2 separate regions of the Homo sapiens genome follow, and region 2 is linked to region 1. Evidence: read pairs that join two places in POLR2A ChIA-PET (ENCODE). Cell type or tissue: MCF 10A. All regions are shown on one strand. Links, peaks and the distances in the headings refer to the core of each region. The heading gives the core; the rest is flanking DNA. Region 1 overlaps LOC107987108 (a long non-coding RNA gene). Region 2 overlaps ZNF462 (zinc finger protein 462).

Evidence for each region. ChIA-PET counts read pairs that join two places held together with the same protein. Peaks named below come from ENCODE experiments on the same cell type or tissue, not always from the same donor. Only the 100,000 strongest peaks of a DNase experiment are listed, where the experiment ranks them.
Region 2: POLR2A ChIA-PET joins it to region 1 with 6 read pairs; 2 of 35 experiments call an interaction of 5 or more read pairs at or near these places.

The regions. Positions count from the first base shown.
Region 1 is chr9:106,586,691-106,592,071 of GRCh38, forward strand. LOC107987108 (a long non-coding RNA gene) reads left to right here. Exons shown (of 9, transcript XR_007061713.1): 7 at 1,687-1,774; 8 at 2,138-2,323. Among named protein-coding and RNA genes, the nearest start is that of MIR8081, 12 kb to the right of the region's middle. In MCF 10A, for the core only: no CTCF peak of the experiment used is centred there; a DNase peak (open chromatin) is centred at 2,131.
Region 2 is chr9:106,878,473-106,883,853 of GRCh38, forward strand. The region is part of intron 1 of ZNF462 (zinc finger protein 462); the gene reads left to right. Among named protein-coding and RNA genes, the nearest start is that of ZNF462, 18 kb to the left of the region's middle. RefSeq lists an enhancer at 1-703. In MCF 10A, for the core only: no CTCF peak of the experiment used is centred there; DNase peaks (open chromatin) are centred at 729 and 2,589.

The sequences.
Region 1 (5,381 bases), core at 157-5,156:
ACTCTTCCGTATACCATCTCCTTTTAGTCACCATGCACATTTAGTCAATCCCCTTTATAGCAGAAGAGACATCTCCAGCCTTCTTAAGAGAACTCCTTCAGGAATCCCTTCATTCCATGATTCTTGGACTCCTGATTCTACTTTGCATCATGGTACCTGGACTGTATGACCTGGTTTCCTGGACTCTCCTTTAGCTATGATAACCCAAGTAACAACATGTGTTATCATCACAGCTTCCAGTTATTTTGTATTTCTGTGTGCTGAGCACTGTGCTTAGCTTCTTATCTATATTTTATCATGTAGTGCTTATAACAACTCTATGACTATTATTATTCCCACTTGGAAGATGAAGACACTGAGGTTTCAGGAAATTAAAAACTCAGTGCAAGATCATAAGTCCAGAAGGGTTCAAGAACAAGATTCAAACCAGGTTTGCAACCAATAAAAACTATGTCTCAACCATCATGCCTGGAGATCATGCTGATTCACACAAAAGTCAACATTCTGCTCTTTCCACTGAGGAGCATTTCGGGAAATTCCCTTCTGTCATTTGCCTTAAAAACTCCATAATTCTTGGGAGACACAACTGTTGCTTTGCAAAGCAATTACATTAAATATGCATCAGACTGCTTAGCTTGTCCTGAAAATGAATTAGTCACCTTTCTCTTTTTTTTCCTCACTCTGCATCTTTTTATACAAGGAACTTGGTGACCCTGCCCTGGTGTGTGCACGATAGAGGGCAGGGAAGAGAACAAGCAGAAAAGGGAAAGAAATACGTGGGGATGAATCTAGCTCATGTCCAGAGACTCAAATGGGAATGCCCTGTGGAAATGAACTGTGAAGGCCTGGCCAACAGGGCTGTCTGTCTAGTACCTTCTGCCTACTGTGTAGCTTCACAAAATAATTATCATAGGTTAATCAGGTCGGCAAACTTGCCGGGCACTGAAAAGCCGGGCAGCCTCAGGTGTGCTCTCAGTGGGCAACCGCGGAGGCTCTCTGGCTGCTCAGATGAGCAAGTTACCTGGGAACAATTGATCTGCTGAGAAATCTGATGGCTGCCTCATGAGGGGAACCAGGTCACTAGGATCGCTGGGTGAAGGCTGCTCACCCTTCGAACAGTCTAACCCTCTGTGATCAGGCTGTTTTAATCCCCACATCTCAAGACTCTCACAAATCTGGAACTGGTTTGTAGTCTAAGGCCCTGGCAGGGATAATATGTTTAATTGGCTTGAAAGCAGAAAACGCAAAGTACAGGACATGCAGCAAAGTTAGTTTTGTAATTACAAGAAGTCCGGTGCCCTTCAGAAGGGTTACATGTGGGTATTTCTCCAAAATGGATTGTTTTTTGTTTTGTTTTGGGGAGTTTGTCTTTTTGTTTTTGTTTCATGGTGTTTTTATCTACTGCATAGAATTTGGAGGAAAAAGCCCAGGATTTGAAATGTGGACAGGAATTTAAATCCTTGGTGGGCACATAGCAGCTGTGTGACCATGGGCATGATACCTAACCTCTGTGAGGTACAATGGGGACAATTATATCCACCTCTTAGGGAGGTCATGAAAATAAATTGAGATCAAACATATGAAAGCACCCAGCACTGGCATACTCAGTCCATATTAGTTTCTCATTCTCTTCATTATTTTCATTATCATCTTTATCACATCCTCACCTTTTTTCATCATTGTCAGTAGCTGCAGCATCAACCCAGTGCCCTGACTTTCAAGACGACTATGAAAACACCCCAACTGCTGCTAAATTACCAGCAACAAGGATCTGGTGAGTAAGTTATTTTGGGGAAGTCAGGTCTTGTCAGCGTGCGTCGAGTTTCTTGCAGTCCTGTGTGTCAGTCTTTCTTAAACCCCTCAGATACCCAGAACCTCTCTGTCTACTAAAAAGAACTGAACTATTAATGTCCCTCATAGAAGAAGAAAGGGAAACCGGCTCCTGTAAATGTGGGTCAGGAATCACCAGGGAGGTAATGACTTGGTCTGCTCTGTGTTCTCTGGCCCTCCTTGGTCCTTCCATGAAAGCCCTCTGTCAGGAGCCCTGCGTGGCCATGGAGTGATTGCCCTTTTGTTCTACAAATTCCTGGATATGACTCACAGAACCGTTTAAGCACGTCTCTCTTCATGTTCCTAGGAATTTTCCTGACAAGAGCAGTGCCTATCCTGAGGCAATCGTATTTCTCCTTGACTTCTCTCCAGTATCAGCTTGTTGCTTGACACCCCTGCACAGCCAACTGTGTAATGTGGGTGAGTCTAGCTGCATTTTCTTCAGACACAAGCCTGGCTACCCAGTGCTAAGGTGACATCAGGCCAGGCCACAGTAAGTCATTTATCCTCCACGCCTTCCTCTCCAGCCCTGAGTGAGGTGGAGTCCTTGAAACTATCACCATCCAGTGGAAATCAGTGCTGCACTTTCAGGAGGTTAAGCATGAAAAGAGCATAAAAGGTGCTATTACCCCGTGTCTCAGTAATTCCCCTTCTGGAAACCTTTTCTGAGGAAATGATGTGAAAGGATTCGGTCATAGTGGCTGGTAGTTACTGAGCACTCACTATGTGCTGACACTTATAATTGCCAGGTATATATTGACTTATTTAATCATCATAACAACTCCAGGAGGAAGCAGTCAGGTTATCCCCATTTTTCAGATGAGAGAACCAAAGAACAGTGAGACAATTGTATGTATGTTCATGCTGCTTAAGTGTGTAGGAGCTGAGAGTGAGCCCAGGTAGTCTGATTTCACAAGTCCTCACTCTTGACTTCTATACTAGTGTGGCCTCCATGCACAAAGCTTGATATAAATAGAAGAGGAAGAAGAAGAAGAATGAGGAGGGATGGGAGAGAAGGAAGAAGGGGAGCAGGAGAACAAAAGGAAGGAAAAGAACAGGACAGGAAGGAAGATTTAGAATAAAAGTTAAATTTATTGTTATTTATGATAGTGAAAATCTGGGCCAGGGCCATTTGGGTCAAGTATTCTGGCATTACAGGTACCCAGGGTATTCTGAAGAAAGAGAGTTCTATGGGTACAGCTGCCTTCTCACTCACTGGGGAGGAGCACAGTACTGAGAGTGGGGCTTACGTTTACAAAGTTGGTATGAAAATTAATAGGCATCTACATTCCTAGATGTCAATAAATAGAGTGAGAGTTGTTTGTTTGCTTGCATATTGGAATGGAGAAAAATAGGTCCAGTCCTAACAAACTTTAAATTACTTCTGCTCTTCCCTTCTTCCTGAACACTTTCATCTGTCCACATTACTATGCGAATTTTTTGATGCTGTCAATGGGAATTTTTAAAATAAGTATGTTGCTATGTCAAAAAATTTGGAAATTAAAAGATGTTGTTTTACATTCTTGGCACAAAATGCCTCAGGTTCAATCTTCTCAGAAAAATATCAGGCACATCTATCTAATACCAAAAAGTTTTCAGAATGGTTATCCTAGGAATTCTCTTTCTGAAAATTTACTATAGTGAACTAATTGACAAGGGGAGAACAATTTTTCACAGGAAGATAATCCAATATCACTTATAACAACAAATATTAGAAACACCTCAAATGTCCAATAGGGAAATAGTTAAGTATCTTAGGGTATATCTCCTCCATGGGATAGTATGCAGTCATTGGCAATGATAATTTCAAAGACAAAATGTTGCAAACTGAGAAAATGGTTAAAAGTAAAACACACAAAAATTATATAGAAATTATTACCATCAAATGATATACATTTTTGCATATAGACAGAGATACATTTTTTGCATGTAGACAGAGACTGAAAGGCTGTACAGAAATTAAATCAGATTAATGATGATGGGATTCAAGATAGTTTTATTTTGATATGCTTGTTTCCACATTAAATATTACAAATTTACAGATAAAAGGACAATGATAAAAGGACAAAGCATTGTAATGGGTGCAGTGCAAAAGGAAGTCTTGGGACAAGCAAGATGATAGACAGGAAGCTACTGCCCTAATCAGGTATGAGATCCTAGTAGTGAAGTTGAACAGTGATAGTAAGGGGAGGATTCCAGAGATAAGCTATAGTCAGTGAGAGTGAGAGGGAATCACTGATATTCGAAAGTTTGTGATTTGAGCCTAACAATAGAGAATAACAGTACAGGAACAGGACTAGGGAGAATTTTGGAAACATTATATGTGGAGGTAACATAGAGACATTCTTTAAGCAATATCCAGTTGGAAGCTGGAATAATGTTTTGGAGCTCACAGCAACGTGTGACTCTGGTCCCCACGTGTCTACATGCGCAGAGGATGATTTTGTATCCAAATAGAGATCTGAGCTCATGGTAATTCTTAATATACAAAGTATAGGACTCAGGCCAGCATATTACAGGTCAAGATTCACCTTAGTGATTGCCAAACTTAGAGTTCTGTAATTGTTTTCTTTTGACAGATATTACTCCAAAACTTAGAAGCTTAAGCTTTTGTTATCTCACAATTTCTGTGGGTCAGGAATCCAGGTGCAGCTTAGCTGTTTGTCTCTAACTAAGGATCTCTCAAAAGGGTAAAATCAGGGTGTGAGATAGGGCTGCAGTTATCTCAAGAGTAATCTTGGAGAGGATCTTTTTCCAAGCTTCCTCATGTGGCTGTTGGCAGGCTCAGCTCCTCACTGACTGTTTGCCAGTGACATCAGCTCCTTACCATTTGGACCTCTCCCTTGAGCAGTTTGAAACATGGCAGCTGGCTTCCTTCAGAGAGAGAAAGAGAAAGGGAGAGAAGGAGAGGGAGAGAGAGAACCCAAGAAAAAAGTCACAGACTTTTTATAACCTAATATCAGAAATGACATTCCATTACTTCTGCTGTATTTTATTTGTTACAAGGGAAATAAGCCCAATTCACATTGAAAGACAGGGAGTCACAGATGGGGAGGAGCAGCAGGAGGTGGGGATTATTGGGGGTTATCTTAGAGGCCTCCTACCACCAGTTTTGTGGAGGTAAATTGAAGTCATTCCACACCATTACCATCAGCACCATCACTGCCATCTTTGCCATATTCGTTCACTACTTACTCTTTTGAAAAATATGGAGAAGTTGATTTTTGCAGAACTGCATAAAGTTAGCCTTCAAAGATCTCTTCAAAGCTATCCAGCTCAGAAACAGTAAATGCAGTGCAGTAAGCGTGTTGCCATTCTCCCTTTTCATGCTGCTGTCAGACATAACTGATCATCCAATTCCCCCTCCCATATCCATGCTAGGCATAACTAATCATTTAAGCCCTTGAATGTTGTGAGCATACCCAAAGTCTTGAAGTAAGTAGCAAAACTGATATTTGAATTCTGATCTGATGCCAATATCAGTTCTCTTCCTGTTACTCACTGTCTACCTTTCAGCTCCACTCCTGGCAAGTTATTTTACAGCTCCATTT
Region 2 (5,381 bases), core at 64-5,063, 290 kb after region 1:
AAGGAATATGTGCCCATACGTCTATTCATTCATTGAACACTTACTGAGCTCCTCCTTTTGAGTGAGTACTAAGCACGGCTACAGTATGCCTAGGTGGTCAAACCCAGGGGATATGAGATCTCTCTATCACAGTTGTGTTAGGCTCTTTGTTTTGGTAATTGAGTGATTATGATGGAGATAGGTGTCCTCAGCCACATTCAAATAGCCTGGAGCCAGGGGATGGTGAAGAGTGGCTTAGGCTGTGGGTAGTGGATTCCTGTTTAGATGCATTCATTTCTACGTCTTTGTGTGTATATATTTACAATATAATCTGCTAACCATATAGTCAGTGCTGCTGTGGTTCGTAATCTGGCAGATGATTTAAATATTTACTCCAAAATATCTTGTTCTCTGTTGGTGTGAAGTAGAGTTTCCAGTTATTTTTAGGTCATTTTCATCTTAGCAACCCTGTTGGAGATGAACCAGACATGCTGCTGTAAACTGTCCCCACATTTGGATAGAATTTAATAAAGTAAAGTTTAATGGTTTGGTCCCAAGAGGCAAACAGACCATCTGGTTAGCAGAAGGTTAGGTCAAGTATTGCATGGCTGCTGAGAGGGCCACAAACCAGCCCTGACGCACTGGTAATGTGTCCAGTTGCTGAATGCATTAAGCATTGAAATGGTGCTTTCAGGTCTGCCGAGCCAGCAGTTCTGTTACCACCGCTGTGACGCAGGAGATAATTCAGCTGGGCAAGCAGCAGCATGGGGGTGGATCTACAGTACAGGATGTGTAATGTCAACATGAAGGATTGGAGCTGGCAGAAGGAAGGGAAGCAGTCATTTCATGCCAGTGCAGGAAGCCTAGAGAGATGCTTTCCACCCCCCCCCCCACCCCCCACCTTGTCTCTTGTCCTCTTCTGGAGCTTTCACATTATGTGTTAAATGATTACCTTGTGCATGGTCCATGGCAAAACTTCAGCTGATTTTTCTGCCTCTTTTGGAACCTGTCAGCATAAACAGAGTAAACCACATTCCACACACATGTAGGGCGGGCAAAGGAAAGAGTTTACTGCACAGACTGGGAGGAGGAGAAAGGGCTTCATTAGGCAGGAGCATCTTTGTGCTTGAGATGGAATCCCATTGTATGTCCCTTTGTGCTCAGATTTGAGACCGGCCATCCATTCAAAGCCTGCAATCATCTCGGAACATTGTGCTGCAGCTGTAGTTGGTAGAAGCCTGCAGAATGGTTCCAGTGATTCTGCAGAAGCTTAGCAATTATATAATTGCTATGTAACTGGAGAGAGCCATCAGGATTGTCTAGTTCCCCTGGAAAGAAAGCTTCTACAATTTGAGGGGTAGATTGTTTTCCCTTGTTAAACCTGAAAGCTGATGAGCAAGTACATCATACCACTAGGCTGAAACCAGGTCCTCTCACTGGCATGAGAGGGGAAGAAATTCACAAGTACACTTGGCTGGATATTCAGTGGACTTCACAGCTGTGTTAAAGGGAGAGAGAGCAACTCACTGACTCTTGGAATCGTGGATCCTTGTAGCAGTTGAACATGATAGTTGAATTGTTTCTAATATCTGAGACTGTGTTCTATATGCATTCAAGGCATGGAGTATTCCAGAGCTTTCCTAGGAATGGGACAAACAGAGTTGCTCGTAACCACCAAGAGCCCTCTCAATTTCTGCCGCCCGCTCAGGAGGATTTTCACAGCCTCTCTTGAATGAATACTTGCCTCAGATGCTGATCAGTGGAAGCACTGCAAAGCCTGACTCTTCAGATATTCCCGAATGCTGAAATCTTCTCTGCATCAGCTCATGATTCTGTCTGGGCCTGTGCAGTCCAGGAGCTGGGACAGACTGAACAGTTTGCCTGTGAGAACTTAACAGTGCAGAAATGAATTCCTTCTTTCAGCTACCTTACCACTTGTTTTCCATAGTTGAGAAAACTTTGAAGTGGTGTTGGCTAAATGTAGGTACGAGGGCTGCATTAAACCAGTGAGAAGTCCAAGGCTCCATTTCATCCCGTGTAAAACACTCATCTAAAATTAGCCACATCTCCTAACCCAAGTGTGGACTTTGTGTTTGTTTATGTTAAGTAGCTCTAAATTTCAGTGATCCTGCCTTTCTGGTGTCAGTTTTGTGGAGCTGCTAGAATAGAAAGAGTGGTTGTTGGGATATATTTTTATTAATGGTTTAAGTTGGGCCTTTTATAACTGATACTCACCTATATTTCTCTATTTAAATGTGTTTGTAGTCAGAACTTCAGTATAAGGGAAAAGTAAAACATTTTGGTTCCTTTGTGAATTAAAAAGGAATGTCTAGTAGGCAGTGTGGGGACCTGGACTCCCAAGATGGATTGGGTCCACACATTCCTAGACCTTTGACCTTTATACCTGTACGTTACTCTGTACCTCGTGGGTTTAACTCTGAGGTTGATAGATACAAATAGTTTCTTTAAGAATTCTGATTCCTACAAAACAATATTGGCAGGTTTTCAAGGAGCCAGCCTGTCTCAGCACTGAGCTTTTATTTTGTAACAATTTGGAGGGGTATAGGATCACCCATGGTGACCCTTTCCTGCGTCATTCCAGGCAGGCCTTGGCATGCTTCGCCAGATGAGTAAGGACGAGGACAGTTGGCAGGAGGACCTGCTGAGTTCATCTTGCTTCGTATCTTAGGAACTGGCTTGACCCTGCTCCATCATCAGTGTTTGGGCCCTCTGAGAAACTCTAGACCATCTTTTCAAACACTAGGCTTGGAGATTATTATGTTGGGAGCAGCAGCGTGCCCTCATATGAGGGAGGAGCACTTGATTCTAGCGCAGAGGACACATCGAAGGGGGACCCTTTTCTGTCAGTATTGGTAGGCCTGTGAGGACCTTGGTGGTGAGGGCCATGGTGTATAGTGGAAAGATCGTAGACCTCAGAGTCAGTGAGTAACTGGGTGACCTTGAGGGAATGATTTAATCTTTGGTCCCCAATTTCCCTATCTGGAAAAAAAATCCACTTTGTAAAGTTCTTTTGAGGAATAAAGGAAATCATGAAAAGAAATCTCTGGTGCAGAGCTTGACATATAGTAGACACACAAAAAATCCTAATTTTCTTTCCTCCCATCTTTGAGTTTGTATTAAACACTTTCTATAGGTAGAGCACTGTTAAACAGTGACTATCTGATTAGAAGTCAGAATATACCTGAGTTTTACATGAAATCCCAATTGAGGGCTCCTTGAAGCTTGTACTGGTAAAATTGACAAACATATACCTTCTTGGCTAAAGAGGCTGAGCAATATTTTTTATTATATGGTGGCTTTTCAAAGCCAGTGTGCTCCCCTATGAAACATGACTCCAAAATCTGGTAAAAGGGAAGCAAAGTACCTTACCCTCTGTTTGTGCTATCTTGAACATTCTATAATAGATTATATATTAAATTCCTTAGATGAAGTTCTGGTTTTTTGTTTTGACTATTGCTACACGACTAACTCCTCTATAGTAAACCTGAAATTTTCCAGGAATAGCACAGATGTAAGCTATTTGATTATCTAGAATCCAAATGTCTTAACAGTTTTAATGTCTTACAAGCCTTTTTTCTATCACCTCTAGTCCAGTGTGCAACTCTTCATGTTGGTGTGCAGGCAGCCTTATTGACTGGTTTCAGGGAAAAAGATCTTATTCAGTTAAAATTTAGCTGATCAACTTTGAAGGCCAACCACTGATTTGTTTCATAATGAGTTCCTGAACAGGACTAGACTAGAAGCTACAGAAAGGCAGGCTGAGTCTCCCTTGCTCACTAGTGCCTTGAGCAATGCCTAAAACAGATGTACACAGTCAAAATGTATGGAGTCTGTAAACCAAACCTAGCATTTTTAAAAATGTCATATTGCTCCTAAATATCTGTTCCTTAAAAGTGCCTACATATCTGAAACAGAATAGTCTCTTAGTTGCTTCTGAGCAGTCATTTCTGCCTGAAACATCGCTAGATTTATAGCATTCAATTAAAAAATGAAAGTTAATGTAAGTTCTCAATCAAAGAAAACTACCCATCTCTACAATCCATATTATGTACATTTTGAAGTAAGAATGTCTAACAGTCTAGGTTAAAGAAGCCAAGGAAAATTTGTTTGTCGGTAGCTTTTGAAAGATACTAATGTGAGGATGACATTTGACTAGTATGATCCTGAATGATCTTCAGTGCATTATAGAGTTAAATTTCATAGAATTGAGTCTGAAACATTGGATAAGAAAAATTCAAACTCGAATATTCAGTGATTCAAGGCCATTGGTTCTGGAGGAAACTCATTTGCGGTTTTATGTGAAAGAGGAAGACAGGTCTTTTTCCAAGACTTTCTTTGACCTATTAAGTCTAAATGGATGGTGGCATGTATTTTGTAGGGTAAATTGGTGGTATGGAAGCCTCAAGGAATATAGGGAAAAACGTTATGGAAAAAAATGATGAGTATGTAGTGTTTCCTATCAATTTAACAAAATTGGAAGGATGAAGCAACGGAACCAGGATGATAGTCATGTTCTTTGAAGATGGTCAAGCAGATTCAGAAAACATCCTTCTTCACCTTTGACTTTAGTTCTTGAACATTTCAATGGAATGATTTAGATCATTGAAAGTCTACTATGTGCAGAAGCCTTCTAGGTATTAGGTGACCTTGCAGTATTAAAGAAACCCATGGGTCCTGTTAGTCCCAACCTCACTGAAGGACATATTCTGAAGAGCCAGCTCATTAAGCAAGCTTTTGAAGGGTGTGCGCTGCAGAGCAGTTTCCTGTTATTTGGTTAATGGTTGACCTAGTTCTAATGCCATATGCTTCCTGGAACGCATTCTAATATAAAGTATGTGTTAAAGCAAGACTAGGATAATAGCGGGAAAGTCAAAGCCTTTCTAAAGCAGAGACCATATTAATGCTGGCCCAGTGAAGGCAGAATAGTGTGCGGATGGAAAATGAAAAGACTTTTCTCCTCATGATCCTGTTTGGTAATTCTGATTTTAATCCTCACATTTTATCCCAGTTCATTCTAAGGAGTTGCATTTTCCCCAGAATACCGTATACATAAGGCCTGCGTCATTAGTTCATTTTTCAGTGAATGCTAGGCCAAGGTTAGTGTTGAAGTACCCTAAGTAAAATTATTACTGCAAGGAAAGATTAGATTAGAGTTGGCTAATGGCAGGTGATTTTGTTTTTGTGTTATTATTTTTGTATTGTAAACAGGGGATTAGTAAATCTTTTCCTCTGAAGTTTGGATGCGGTTCAAAGCTAAGATTGAGGCTCCTTTGGCTTATTTATCCTTCTACCTGGAATCAGCAGCCCTGGCTTGTTCATTTAGATGGACAGGGGAGCCTACGCAAGTCATGGGGGCTGGTGAGCAAACTCTACACCAGGCA